Linked DNA regions of Homo sapiens: all the other regions are linked to region 2. Evidence: chromatin contacts called from ENCODE Hi-C or POLR2A ChIA-PET data. All regions are on one chromosome and are shown on one strand. The core of a region is the stretch at or near the end of the contact, and the rest is flanking DNA. Distances in the headings are between cores, read along the strand shown. Region 1 holds the start of PARK7 (Parkinsonism associated deglycase). Region 2 holds the start of RERE (arginine-glutamic acid dipeptide repeats). Region 3 has its middle 56 kb from the start of LINC01714.

Region 1 (4,527 bases), core at 1,728-4,227, 860 kb after region 2:
GGACTACAAACTGGGACACTGGAGAGCAACTTGGCAAAACCTAGTCATGCTGACTACAGGCTATCCTTCGGCCTAGTCATTCTACTTTTAGATATATAACCTGGAAAAATTTCCTCACATTTGCACAAAGAAACCTACACAAGAATACGTATTACAGAATTGTAATGCTGTAATTAGAGGAATGGGTAGATTGTGGCATTCAGTGCAACACCAAGCAGCAATTTTAAGTGGATAAACTTAATCGACATGTATCTTCATTTCTGAGAACCAGAGGAGTATAGGGTTAACAGACTCTGGGGCCAGGCTGCCTGGGTCTGAGTTCTGGCTTTTGTACTTACTACGTGATGTGGGTACATTATTTATGTCTCTGTGCCTCAGTTTCTTCAACTGTAAAATGAGGATGGTGATATCTAACTCACGACATTGTTGTAAGGTTTATCGGCACTTAGAATGCTGCCTGGCACAGAGTTAGTTCTACTTCACTTCACTGTTCACTATTTTTAGATAGAGAGAGATAATATATAAACACGCAAAATGAGAACCACGGTCAAATGCTACCTTAAAGACATGCGTGGGGGCGGGTGCAGTAGCTCACATCTGTAATCACAGCACTTTGGGAGGCCGAGGTGGGTGGATCACGAGGTCAAGAGTTCAAGACCAGCCTGGCCAAGATGGTGAAACCCCATCTACTAAAAATACAAAAAATTAGCCAGGCATGGTGGTGCGCACCTGTAATCCCAGCTACTTGGGAGGCTGAGGCAGAGAACTGCTTGAACCCAGGAGGCAGAAGTTGCAGTGAGCTGAGGTCACACCACTGCACTCCAGCCTGGGTGACAGAGCAAGACTCTGTCTTAAAAAAAAAAAAAAAGACACACATGCATGGATACACAAGAGTGCGAGGATAGCACTTATCTTTAAGGAAGGAAGAAGGGGCATAGGATTGGAGAAATTTACAAAGGGGGCTTCAAATGTATTTCTTTGAAGCATCTGCTCTTTAAGAAACGAGTCTGAGGGGCCGGGCATGGTGGCTCCTGCCTGTAATCCCAGCACTGTAAAAGGCTAAGGCGGGCGGGTCACTTGAAGCCAGGAGTTCGAGACCAACCTGGCCAACATGGTGAAACCCCATCTGTACTAAAAATACAATTAGCCGGGCGTGGTGGCGGACACCTGTAATCCCAGCTGAGGGTGAGGCAGGAGAATCTCTTGAACCCGGGAGGCAGAGGTTGCAGCGAGCAGAGATCACACCACTGCGTTCCAGGCTGAGCGACACAGAGAGACACCATCTCAAAAAAAAAAAAAAAGAAGAAAAAAGAAATGGGTCTAAGGACAGTGCAGTGGCTCACGCCTGTAGTCCTAACACTTTGGGAGGCCTGAGGCGGGTGGACAACTTGAGCTCAGGAGTTGGAGAGCAGCCTGGGCAACATGGCAAAACCCTGTCTCTACAAAACATACAAAAATTAGCCAGGTGTGGTGGCACGCATCTGTAGTCTCAGCTATTTGGGAGGCTGAGGTGGGAAGATGGTTTGGGCCCAGGAGGCAGAGACCGAAATGAGCCAAGATCCTGCCATCGCACTCCAGCCTGGACGACAGAGCTCAAAACAAAAGAGAAATGGGTCTGAAGGAAATATGGCAAGACATTAACAAGCGTTAAATGTGAGCAGTGGATCAACAGGTATTTATTCTTATGTCATCTCTGAAATTTTGTGTATATTTGAAATATTTCATAGAGCACTTTGAATATTTTATTCAAAATGATTTAAAAATCCAAAAACATTTAAAACAGGAATGGCTAAAAATCGATGTGGGACTTACCCCAGCTCGCCTCATGACATCTACAGGGATGACCGTCTCCATTTCCTCTGCTCCTTTAGCCAGGATGACCAGAGCTCTTTTGGAAGCCATTTTTATGTTATATGTTTACAAGCCTTAAAAAAAAAAAAAAAAAAAGATTTCAAAAAACTTTCATTGCAACCCTGAGATACCCCAAAATTTAAAGTTTAGGAGCATTTTCAAGCAGAGTAAGTACTTCCTAGGGAAACGGTTTTCATAGACAACTGAATACGAAAAAAGCAGCAGTTTAGTTATCTTAACGTTGATTTGTATAGCAGTTTTAATTGCTCTGAGATGAAAACATAATGAGGGTGCTAAAAGGTGTAGTATTGCTTAGATTTTCTTCTACCATGTTCTCTTAAATCCAACTTTAATAGTATGTTGCAAATGGGTTTTTTAAAAATACAAGTACGTGGGTCTCCTGCATTTCACACAATGCGGGGAAACAGTCTTTTTTGAAGCACTGTTTCAGAGAAACGACTAAACTGAATTTCATGGGCAAAAATTTAAATGTGGTCTTTCGCAATTAACTTGTAATTTTTTGGAGGGGATTTTTGTTTTCTTAGTTATAACTGTACTAAAAAATTGTGTGTGGGGGTCAACAGTGTTAAATGTCTGAACACTTTTTTTAATGACTGAGAAAGATGGAAATCCCCTCACTGAAGTCAACCCAACTACATCTGTCTCTCTGCGCGGAGTTCTCACTGCCAACGACAGCAGCTCAACGAGGTTCCGAATTTTTTTTAGCCTATTTACAGATTATCTGGAGGGTTTACCGTCCACGCAAAACAGAGTTTAATAAAACGGCTAGCCAGTTCCATGCCGGCGAGAGGTTAGGCAGAAGATTCTGGACGCTTCAGCGTTGCCACCACGCTGGCGGTCAGTCAAATCCAACGCCAGCGACAGGGCCCGACTGGGAGGCCGGAAGCGAGGGCGGCCCCGACCCAGGCCCCGCGCCGGTTCTGAGCCAGCGGGACACCGTCCAGCACAGGGACACCGTCCAGCACCCCCACGCCGCCCAGCGCCACGGCCCACACATGCGCCGCGCCCCCGCTGGCGCTGACCTGCACCCCGCGCCTCTTCCTGCGGACGCGGCGCCCCGGCCCGTTGGGTACCACTCACCCCACACCAGGCTGAAAATGAACGCACGCCAGCACGCACGCGCGCCGTCCGGCCTCCCTCAGCCCCACACTGCGCAGACTCACGCCGCCTTGGCCTCACGCTGCGTCACGTCCGGCCGAGTCTACCTCGGACTGAGGCGGGGGTGGCACCGGGGAGTTTCTAGCTGGACAGCCCTGGGTGAGGCGGCTCGGTCCCACATGGTACCCCCCACGAATGGCACAGTCCGGCCTGCCCCGGCGCCCGCGGGGCTTAACAGTCTCTACCGCCACCCTCCGTGAGGAGCCGGTCTCTGGAACTGCCGAGGGACTGGGGTTGTCAGAGGGGTTCCTTAGTTCGCGCTCCGTGCACGCCTGCTCCCTTTGCGTTGTTCCTTTTCTGGCGCGCCTTCCCGTTTCGCCTCTGGTCTGTTAGGACTCTGGTCCAGGCCTCCCGGACCTCTCCCCCACGCCTGGTCTCCCGATCTCGGGCGACTCTGCCGCATTTATTCACACCCGGATGTCTCAGGGGTGTGAGTTTTTTTCTCAGCATTGTTTGTTTTCTTTAACGATCCTGATGCTGCTGCACCCACAGGACTAGAGCAGTGCTGCGCACATAAGTCTAATAAGTACCAAGTTGGTCAGATGTATTTACATCATAATCTCAAGTTGTATTTATTGATATGTAAGAGACGTATGTGTTTTCTGGGTACATGTGGTATTTTGATACTTTCATATAATGTGTAATGATTAAATCAGGGTAAATGAGATCTCTATCACCTTAAACATTTGTCTTTATACTGGGAACATTCCAGTTACTCTCTTCAATAATAACATTTTAAAATATACAACAGATTACTGTTAACTATAGTCACCCTACAGAACTCTGCCAACGCTAGGTCTTATTCCCTCTTAAGGAGAGCACAGATCACCTGGTGACCATCAAGCAGGCCCCTTATCTGAGGAATTTAGAAGTAATTAGATATCCCTATTATCTAAAGTTGGCACCTGGTACCAGGTTAAATCAAAGGAAATAGTTAAAGCCCAAAATTCTTGAATGAGCTTAGAAGGATCCTGGCTAAATGAACGCAACTTGGATTGAATTTGCAAAAAATGAGACATTCGAAAAGGGACATGAAAAATCCACCGCGGCATGCTCAGTTCTCTCTTGCTGAGGCTGCACTCTTCTGCAGCGTTCTAATAAAACTTTCCTTTTTCAAACCTATATTGTTGTCGATAAATTCTTCTTACCAACCAGCAAGTCGACCACTTTCTGATGCTGGGGCTCTTGACACCTTGCCCAGCACTTCTACCAATTTTTGTACCTATTAATCACCCTGTTCATCCCCTTCTCCTGGCTACCCTTCCTGGCCTCTGGTAACCACCAACTTATCTTCATGATATCCACTTTTCAACTTCCCATTTATGAGTGAAATCATGTGATGCTTGTCTTTCTTTGCCTGGCTTGTTTCACTTAACATAATGACCTCCAGTTCCATCAATGTTGTTGCAAATAGGATTTTATTATTTTTTATGGCTGAATAGTATTCATTGTGTATATTTACATTTTATTTATCCAGTCATCCATTGATGAACATTT
Region 2 (4,677 bases), core at 1,304-3,803:
GGCACTGGGAACATAAGCTTTCAATCAATAGTTTAATAGTTGTTCTTAACGATGAAGATTATTTTACTGCATTATCAGCTTCTCAGATCCTTGGAAGGAGGTCCAGTACTCTCCGGCTTTATGGCTGGACCACAATTCTTTCGTGGGACTGTTACAGTTAAATGGGTTTAGTTTGCTAATTTTGTGGTCTGATACCATATATTATGCTTTGTAACTATGTGGCATTTCTGGACTTCTAAATTTACATTTTTATGGATAAATGAAAGTGACGGCCAATCCCTAATACCATAGTAAATGTTATTTCCTAACGTGGAGAGCCTCTCTCCTCCCTGCTGGATGGCAGTGCATTGTCCATTTGTCTACCACAGAGCTGAATCTTTATTAGAAATAATGCTCCTGTAAGTTTCGAGACCAGCCTGGGCAACATAGTGAACCTCCATCTCTACTAAAATTACAAAAGTTAGTTGGGTGTGGCGGCACACACCTGTAATTTCAGCTACTCAGGAGGCTGAGGCAGGAGAATCGCTTCAACCGAGGAGGTGGAGGTTGCAGTGAGCTGAGATCGTGCCACTGCACTCCAGCCTGGGCAACAGAGCGAGACTCTGTCTCAAAAAAAAAAAAAAGAAAAAAAAGAAAGAATGCTCCTGTAGATAGAGATTTTGATGGAAAGTGAAGCCATCTAACTGATATACTTTATCCCTCATCATTTCCAAACAGGAAGTCAGATAGTCCTATCCATATCTAGAATGTTGGAAGCAGTTTATTGAATTTATTAGGTTTTAAAATTCAGTTCTCACATTATCAGATATATAAAGAGATATTAACTAGTTTCCCCATTTCATAACTCCAGCAAAGAGGATTTTTCTTGCTGAAAGTTACTCAGAAATGTGATGGCAAGGATCTATGGCTTTTTTTTTTTTTTTTAAGATCTCTTGGGTCATGGTCCAATAGTATCTGTTAGTCCAAATTATTCTTTAAAGAATAATTGAATGTGGGCCGGGTGCGGTGGCTCACGCCTGTAATTCCAGCACTTTGGGAGGCTGAGGCGGGCGGATCACCTGAGGTCAGGAGTTCGAGACCAGCCTGACCAACATGGAGAAACCCCATCTCTACTAAAAATACAAAATTAGCTGGGTGTGGTGGCGCATGCCTGTAATCTCAGCTACTCGGGAAGCTGAGGCAGGAGAATCGCTTGAACTGAGGAGGCGGAGGTGGCGGTGAGCCGAGATCGCGCCATTGCACTCCAGCCTGGGCAACAAGAGTGAAACTCCCTCTCAGAAAAAAAAAAAAAATGAATAATTCAATGTGGAAATTATAATCTGAATAGATTTTCCAAGGAGAAAATTATCACTTCTTTTGAAACAGATGAGTGAATTATTTTGTGCTACGTTTTCTACCCCTTATTTTATACGGACCTTAACTCCTTCGGGAAGAGTGTATGGTATAAGGACACCAATAAGCATTTACAGAATATTAACAAACCAACAATAGGTTGATGATTCACCCTGGATTCGTGCCAGGCTCTGTGAAAGAACTCAATAAACATGATGTGCATTTCAAAAACTGCTAATCATAATTGAAATTTCCAAACCCCTCAATCCCATAAATTATATGAACTAGAATATGATCATTTGGCCTGCCCCTACTCCCTTTACAGCATGATAGACCCTGTGATTATCAGGCTTTCGGGAAGTGGGACACAATACTTCATTCTTCAAAGAAAAAGAGGTGATGTTTGGTCTTTTCCTCTTTTTAGATTTTTTTTCACACGTACCTTATAGAGTTGTACACTGCTCTTTCTAAAATCCCTTCTGTACCTGTACAGTCTCTCCTTTATGCCTTCATGACACTTTTTATTCTTTTCAAATAAGCAGTGCGACTTATCACTTTTATTTTTCTTTCTGTAATTCATCTTTTGTCATGTACACTATTTGAAAAATATTACAAGCCGCTCATCAGAATTTCGAAAGAGTCCATATGAGAATGGTTTACACCCACTCTGTAGCCCGCAGCAACATGGATCCGCGTCCTAATGACTGAAAAGGCCAATTAAGACCCGGGTAACAGCAAGATCAACCGGACTTCCCCCCACCCCACCCGGGACCTGCCCGCGCCGCCAGCCCGGCCCAGCCCGGGGGGCGCGGGGGGCGGTACTGGAGCGCGGCGGGCGGCGGAGGAGGGCCGGCCTCGCACTCTCACAAAGACGCGCCCGCGGCGGGAGCCCAGCCCACCGCCTCTGGCCGCCGCCTGCAGCGCGAGCCCTCGAGCCCCGGGCCGCGGCGTTGTCAAGGCTCGGCCTCTCTCCGCCTTCTTCTCTGCTCATTTTATTAAAAAGATTAAAAAAAAAAAAAAAAAAAAAAAAAAAAGGAAAAAGAGATCCCGCCTCCTCCGCCTCCCATTGGCCGGGCCCCCGGCCGCGTCACACCGCGCTGTACCAATGGAGGGGCGCGATACTGCGAGGTGGGCCGGGCCCGAGCGGGGAGTGGGCGGCGGGTCGGTGCAGCAGCTCCGCCGCGGCTCCGCCACCATCGCGGAGGTGCCGCTGTTCCCACAGACGCTCGCGAGCAACCCTCCGCGCTCCGGAGCCTCCTCAGCCTCCCGCACACCCCGAGACGCTCGCCCCGCTGGGCCTCGGTCCCCGCCTCCTCCCCCGTCCTTTTCCCCTCTCTCGCTCCCCACATTGTCTCTGCCTCATTTTCTCTCCTAGTTGAGGATTAAAAAAAAAAAAAAATCACCATCATCCTCAGGGAGCCCCCTCGCCCTCGGAAAACAAAACCAGACATGATCCTGGGCTCCTGCTTCTGAAAGATCTGCCCGACCGAGGAGGAGGGAGCCTAGGTTCAAGTCGCAGGAAAGGTCACGGCAGGGAAGCCCCCTCAGCCCCTCCGCGTCGCCTCCCCGCGGGCCGCCCCTCTCGGCCCTGCGCCCCGCGGCCCCGCAGCCTCCGCGCGGCCTCCCGCCCCATCCCCGCCACTTTCCCCGGAGCTGGGCCGCGAACACCTCACTATTGATGGTGTAGCGCTTTAGGGGAAGGTAAGTGTCCAACTTGCCCGCGCCGGGTCGTGTGCTTTCTTTTTTGGCCCCTCGTCCTGGTGGTCAGAGAGGGTCGGCCGTGAAAGCAGTCACTCGCCCGGGGGGAGGCAGGAAGAAAAGGCTGGGGTCGAAGCCGAAGTCGAGGGGAGTCGGGCGAGGGCAGGGCACTTCTTTGGTCCTGTCCGGGCCAGGTGACCGTTCCTGCGTGCCTTCTGACCCCTGCTCTCTCTTGGCCTCTTATTCATGCTCTTGTTCTACTTGTTTGAGGTTAAACTATTTCATGTGACTACATTATTGGCTGAAACTGGAAGGGAAGGAAGTCAAGGACTGAAACTGTAAATTTCTTGAATGTTTGTGGATTTCGGGGTGCTGGGGGGAGGACTTTATTATTAAAGTATCATTTTCTCATTGGGGGAAGATTTCCTCTTTGTGCTCCCAATCTCTAGTTCTCAGCTGTATGTGATTAGAAAATTATGAAACCCAAAGTCACTTGCAGCAGAATAGAATTCTTACTATCCTGTTTTAGTTCTGCTCTCTGAAGGAGGGTGGCTTCTATTTATTACTAATTTTTAAGATGATGGAAAGATTCGTAGTTTTACATACACGTGTGTATGTGTGTCTGCTAGGAGGGGGGAAAAGTGTTGCAGGCTTCCTTTGAAACTGGTTGCTTGAGAAGTTGTTGAAAGGAAAACAGAATGATTCATTGTTGAATTGTCATTTTCCTCTGTCTCTTTTCCAAGGTTTGCTTACAATTTTTCTGGATTACAGACTTCAAACATTGATTTAAGTAAAATGGGTCCTTGAGAAACTGGGTGCTTTAAATGTTTCAGTATCTGTTGCTTTTTTAAGGTACATTTAGAAAGTAGTTTTGTATGAATCGTGAAATAGCCTTCTTCACAGCGAATTTTTAAACGCAAAAAAAGATAACTAGTAAGAGGGTGAACTTGGTGAATTACAAAATAGACATTTTAATATAGCAGGAATTGATGCATCTAAGATTTGAAACAGTTTTCATAATTGCTTTCCATTTAAAGAGAGACCTTTTTGTCTAGTGTACACTGGTCTTTTTAGTCTCAGTCTGTTGGGGGAGGGGAGAGAAGCTGGATCTGTACAATAATAAAATCATCTTTGGGTTGATATTTTGTTCCATGGATTTGCTTGCTGAGTTAATACTACTGTAAATTATCAACCAGTTTTGATTTTGATGGCCTGGGATGGGTGGAAAGCTGGCTTCCAGCTCTCCCTGTTGTTGTTGAGGTCGAAGGGAAAAGAGGCAGAGGCAGACAGACACACATATACACACACACACACACACATACACACACACACAATACCAAGCTGAGGGCTCATTGTTCTTCCATACACACATTCATTCTCTCTCTCCCATATTTGGGACTAGGTTTGCACAGACAAACACAGCTCTTTTTGGGAGAGAAGAGAGAAGATGGGGGAAGGGAGGGTGCTTTTCTGTTACAGCTTTCTTCCACCCATCTCATGCCTGGCCGTTTTTGCAACCTTGTGAGGCAGAAGAGTGCATTGGAAACTAAAGGACACTCAAAAACATGTTCAGAGACTTCTCTTCTCTCTGCCTCCCTTTATTCCTTTTGCAGCCGTGGTTTCTGCTGCTCTTTCTTTTTTGTATAT
Region 3 (4,091 bases), core at 428-2,927, 660 kb after region 2:
GTCCCAGCTACTCGGGAGGCTGAGGCAGGAGAATTGCTTGAGTCCAGGAGGTTGATGCTGCAGTAGTGAGCCATGATCGCACCACTGCACTCCAGCCCAGGGAATTGTGTGAGACTCTGTCTAAAAAAAAAAGGAAAGAAAAAGAAAAAAGAAGGCTGATTAATTAGCCTTAAACTCAGCTAAACTAGCGTCATCTTTACCACCCCTTAGCTGCAAAAAATGTTTCAAACCAAATGGCCCCCAGTGAGTGCACTCCTCAACCAGGCAAATAAAGGCACCCACCCACCCATCAGCCCAGGCCACAGAGCGCAAAGGCCGGGGACTTAGCAGCAGGAATCTGCTGGCACAACTGTCGCCATGGGCCTCTATCCGCTCTGGACACCCAGCACCTAGGCCAAGGCCAAGTGTTACAAGATTTGCCTTTTCCACTGAAGTGCAGAACGCTTTCCTGGTGGTTGTTTTGGGTGGCGGGGGGAGGGTGTTGAGAGGGTCAGGGGATCAGAATTTCCTGGTCCTTTTAACTATAAAAGATCTATAATGTTGTACATGTCTCTCTGCTTCTAGTTCAGCTAGCGTCATGCGAAATGGGGCTTTCTGCGTGACTGCACAAAAACCAGCAAGTCCAAACAGGAGGTGTCTTCCCAAGAGGTAGGCAGGTTGTGTGAGCAGGAGGGCCACCGTGAGAGGTGAATCCAGCTGGGCTTCTGGGTCAGGTGGGGGGACTTGGATAACTTTTCTGTCTAGCTAAAGGATTGTAAACACACCAATCAGAGCTCTGCGTCTGGCTAAAGGTTTGTAAACACACCAATCAGCACTCTGTAAAAACGCACCAGTCAGCGCTCTGTGTCTAGCTAAAGGTTTGTAAATGCACCAATCAGCACTCAGTAAAAACGGACCAATCAGCACTCTGTAAAATGGACCAATCAGTGCTCTGAAAAGTGGACCAATCAGCAGGATGTGGGTGGGACCAAATAAGGGAATAAAAGCTGGCCACCTGAGCCAGCAGCGGTAATCTCCGCCAGTCGTCTTCTAACTGTGGAAGTTTTGTTCTTTTGTTCTTAGCAATAAATTTTACTGCTGCTCAGTCTTTGGGTTTGTGCTACCTTTGTGAGATTAACAGTCACCATGAAGGTCTGCAGCTTCAGTCCTGAAGCCAGCAAGACCACGAATCCACCAGGAGGAACAGAGAACTCCACACACACCACCTTTAAGAGTTGTAACACTCACTGCAAAGGTCTGTGGCTTCACTCATGAAGTCAGTGAGACCACAAACCTACCAGAAGGAAGAAACTCTGAACACATCTCAACATCTGAAGGAACAAACTTCAGACACACCATCTTTAGAACTGTACCACTCACTGTGAGGGTCCGCGGCTTCATTTTTGAAGTCAGCGAGACCAAGAACCAACCAGAAGGAACCAATTCTGGGCACAACTGGGCTCCCGGTTTGTGGACAGCCATGTCATCTCCTCCTTTGGGGTAGTGTCCCCAACATGATGATCCATGCCCCTGATTTGGCCTGACGCAGGGCAGTAATTGTGCACTAGTAGCGGGGTCAGGTATATCAATTAACCGACATCAATGCGAGTCCTAGAGCCAGCTCTGGTGTTTACTAGCCATGTACCCATGAGCAAACCATTGACGTTTGTCGGAGCCTCTTCAACTGTAAAAAAGAGACTCCCTGACTTCAAAGTCCCCTCAATTCTAACGTGTGGTTTCATGGTTTCCTTTGCTAATGTACGAAAAAGAACAAGATGATTATATCTTAAAGTTATAAAATCTATCATAATAAGCACACTACTTATGCAGTGATCTTTGAAAGCAGCCCTTTTTTTTTTTTTTTGAGATGGAGTCTTGCTCTGTCGCCCAGGCTGGAGTGCAGTGGGGTGATCTCGGCTCACTGCAACCTCCACCTTCCGAGTTCAAGTGATTCTCCTGCCTCAGCCTCCAGAGTAGCTGGAGTTAAAGGCACGTGCCACCATGCCTGGCTAATTTTTTTGTATTTTCAGTAGAAACGGGGTCTCACCATGTTGGCCAGGCTGGTCTCGAACACCTGATCTCAAGCCATCCTCCTTCCTTGGCCTCCCAAAATGCTTGGATTACAGGCATAAGCCACCACGCCTAGTCGGAAAGCAGCCCTTTAAGGGAAAAATGAACAAGTCAGGAGTATAGAAGCAGACAAAACACATCTGGCGCAGCCCTGACTCAGCTTTAAAGTTGAGGGGCAAATAGATATTCCTAAAATGAAACCGTAAGCACTGATCCTGAAGAAAGATATCTGCGTCCTCCAATCTGTGTGCAGCACAGAACCATCCTGATGAGCTACAATGTAGCAGCATCAGGCCTTCTTGGGTTTTTAAAACCTGGATTGATACGAAATGGTAATGTGTAGAACTTCTAGTGACAGCCCAGTCGGGCTCATCACCCATTATGCTATTTCTCCATGAGGAATAAAAACTAGCCAAACGCAGTGGCTCACACCTATAATCCCAGCACTTTAGGAGGCCAAGGCAGGAGGATGGATCGCTTGAGCTCAGGAGTTCAAAACCAGCTGGGCAGCATGGTGAAACCCCATCCCTACAAAAAAATACAAAAATTAGCCGGGTGTTGTGGTGGGTGCTACTCAGGCGTGTGAGGTGGAAAGATCGCTTGAGCCTGGGAGGCAGAGATTGCAGTGAGAGGAGATTGTGCCACTGCACTCCAGCCTGGGGGACAGAAAGAGACCCTGTCTCTGAAACAAACAACAGCAACAAACTGGGACAAATTCATCTCAGAGTTGGCCTGTCTCTCCCGGAAAACAGGTCTGTTTTCTTTCCGTAGACAATGTGCCCTATGTAACTCATCCCTCCTTTGATCAGCTCCTCAGAGAATTCAGAATAAAGGTCTGTTTTCACCTCAGTACTTTCACCTAACAAGTTCCTGACTTAAATTGCACTTGTCACTTCATTCTTATTTTAATGTTTTTTCGGTTTTACGAAGGTACTGATTTTTTAAATGGATCTTTTTATTTGGTTGAGCAGTTTTAGGTTTACAGGAACATGGAGCAGAAAACGCAGAGCTCCCGTGTGCCCTTCCTCTCCCCATAGACACTTTCTCCTGCTAGTAACATCTTTTTTTCTTTCTTTTTTTTTTTTGACAGAGTCTCACTCTGTCATCTAGGCTGGAGTGCAGTGGCGTGACCTCAGCTCACCGCAACCTCTGCCTCCCGGGTTCAAGCAATTCTCCTGCCTCAGTCTCCCAGGTAGCTGGGACTACAGGTGCACACCACCAAACCCGGCTAATTTTTGTATTTTTAGTAGAGAGGGGGTTTCACCATGTTGGCCAGGCTGGTCTCCAACTCCTCACCTCAAGTGATCCGCCAACCTCAGCCTCCCAAAGTGCTGGGATTACAGGCATGAGCCACCGCACCCACTTTCATCTTAAATGAAGGTGTACACTCGTTACATTTGCTGAGCCTATACCGATTCCTTACAACTAAGCCCATCATTTACATGAGGATTCTCTCATTGTATTACACATTCTATGGGTTTGATAAATGTATAATGACATGGATCCACCATTATAGTGTTGTACCGAATAATAGTTTCACTGCCCTAAAACTCGCGTGCTCCATCTGGTCATCTCTCCCCTCTCCCTTACTCCCCAGTTCCTGGCAACCACCAATCTTTTTTGCTGTCTTTATCATTTTGCTTTTTCCAGAGTGTCATGTAGTTGAAATCATCCAGGGTATAGCCTTTTCAGACTGGCTCATTCACCTAGCAATATGTTTCGGCTTCCTCCATGTTTTTTTTTGTGGCTTGATAGCTCATTTCTTTTCTTTTTTTTCTTTTTTTTTTTTTTTTCAGTTTTTTTTTGAAAACAGAAACAGGTCCCAGTAGCTGGGACCATAGGCATGCAACACCATGTCTGGCTAACTTTGTTTATTTTATTTTATTTTTTGTAGAGACAGGGGTCTCACTATGTTGCCCAGGCTGGTTTCGAACTCCTGGGCTCAAGTGATCTGCCCACCTCGGCCTCCCGAAGTGCTGGAATTACAGGTGCGAGCCACCATGACCAGCCTCATTTGTTTTTATCACTGAATAATACTCCAT

The links. Hi-C counts contacts between places; a loop is a spot of excess contacts on that map. ChIA-PET counts read pairs that join two places held with the same protein, here RNA polymerase II (POLR2A). Pooled maps may share reads with other maps.
Region 1: a map of B cell shows a loop between it and region 2 (4-fold over the local background). The contact joins the promoter of PARK7 here to the promoter of RERE in region 2. A Hi-C loop is called at or near these places in 2 of 168 maps with a recorded cell type or tissue (B cell and CD8-positive, alpha-beta T cell), 2 of 37 single-sample maps with no recorded cell type and 13 of 50 pooled maps. POLR2A ChIA-PET finds 5 or more read pairs at or near these places in 2 of 52 experiments (K562 and activated B cell).
Region 3: a loop to region 2 is called in a pooled map, with 7 times the contacts of the local background. The contact joins the enhancer-like site here to the promoter of RERE in region 2. A Hi-C loop is called at or near these places in 7 of 50 pooled maps. POLR2A ChIA-PET finds 5 or more read pairs at or near these places in 2 of 52 experiments (activated T-cell and naive thymus-derived CD4-positive, alpha-beta T cell).

What each region holds. Positions count from the first base shown.
Region 1 is chr1:7,960,161-7,964,687 of GRCh38, reverse strand. It overlaps PARK7 (Parkinsonism associated deglycase), which reads right to left and starts at 2,977. Exons shown (of 7, transcript NM_007262.5): 1 at 2,895-2,977; 2 at 1,813-1,925. The coding sequence starts at 1,902. RefSeq lists enhancers at 2,537-2,596, 2,647-2,696, 2,897-2,946, 2,342-3,125, 3,327-3,426 and 1 more and a silencer at 3,077-3,176.
Region 2 is chr1:8,815,516-8,820,192 of GRCh38, reverse strand. It overlaps RERE (arginine-glutamic acid dipeptide repeats), which reads left to right and starts at 2,553. Exons shown (of 23, transcript NM_001042681.2): 1 at 2,553-3,033. RefSeq lists silencers at 2,016-2,245, 2,346-2,645, 2,896-2,955 and an enhancer at 2,309-2,603.
Region 3 is chr1:8,150,402-8,154,492 of GRCh38, reverse strand. No RefSeq gene overlaps it. Among named protein-coding and RNA genes, the nearest start is that of LINC01714, 56 kb to the left of the region's middle. Within about 2 kb of position 1,677, at least 3 of the 41 ENCODE cell types and tissues checked have a DNase peak (open chromatin) inside an H3K27ac peak, as active enhancers do.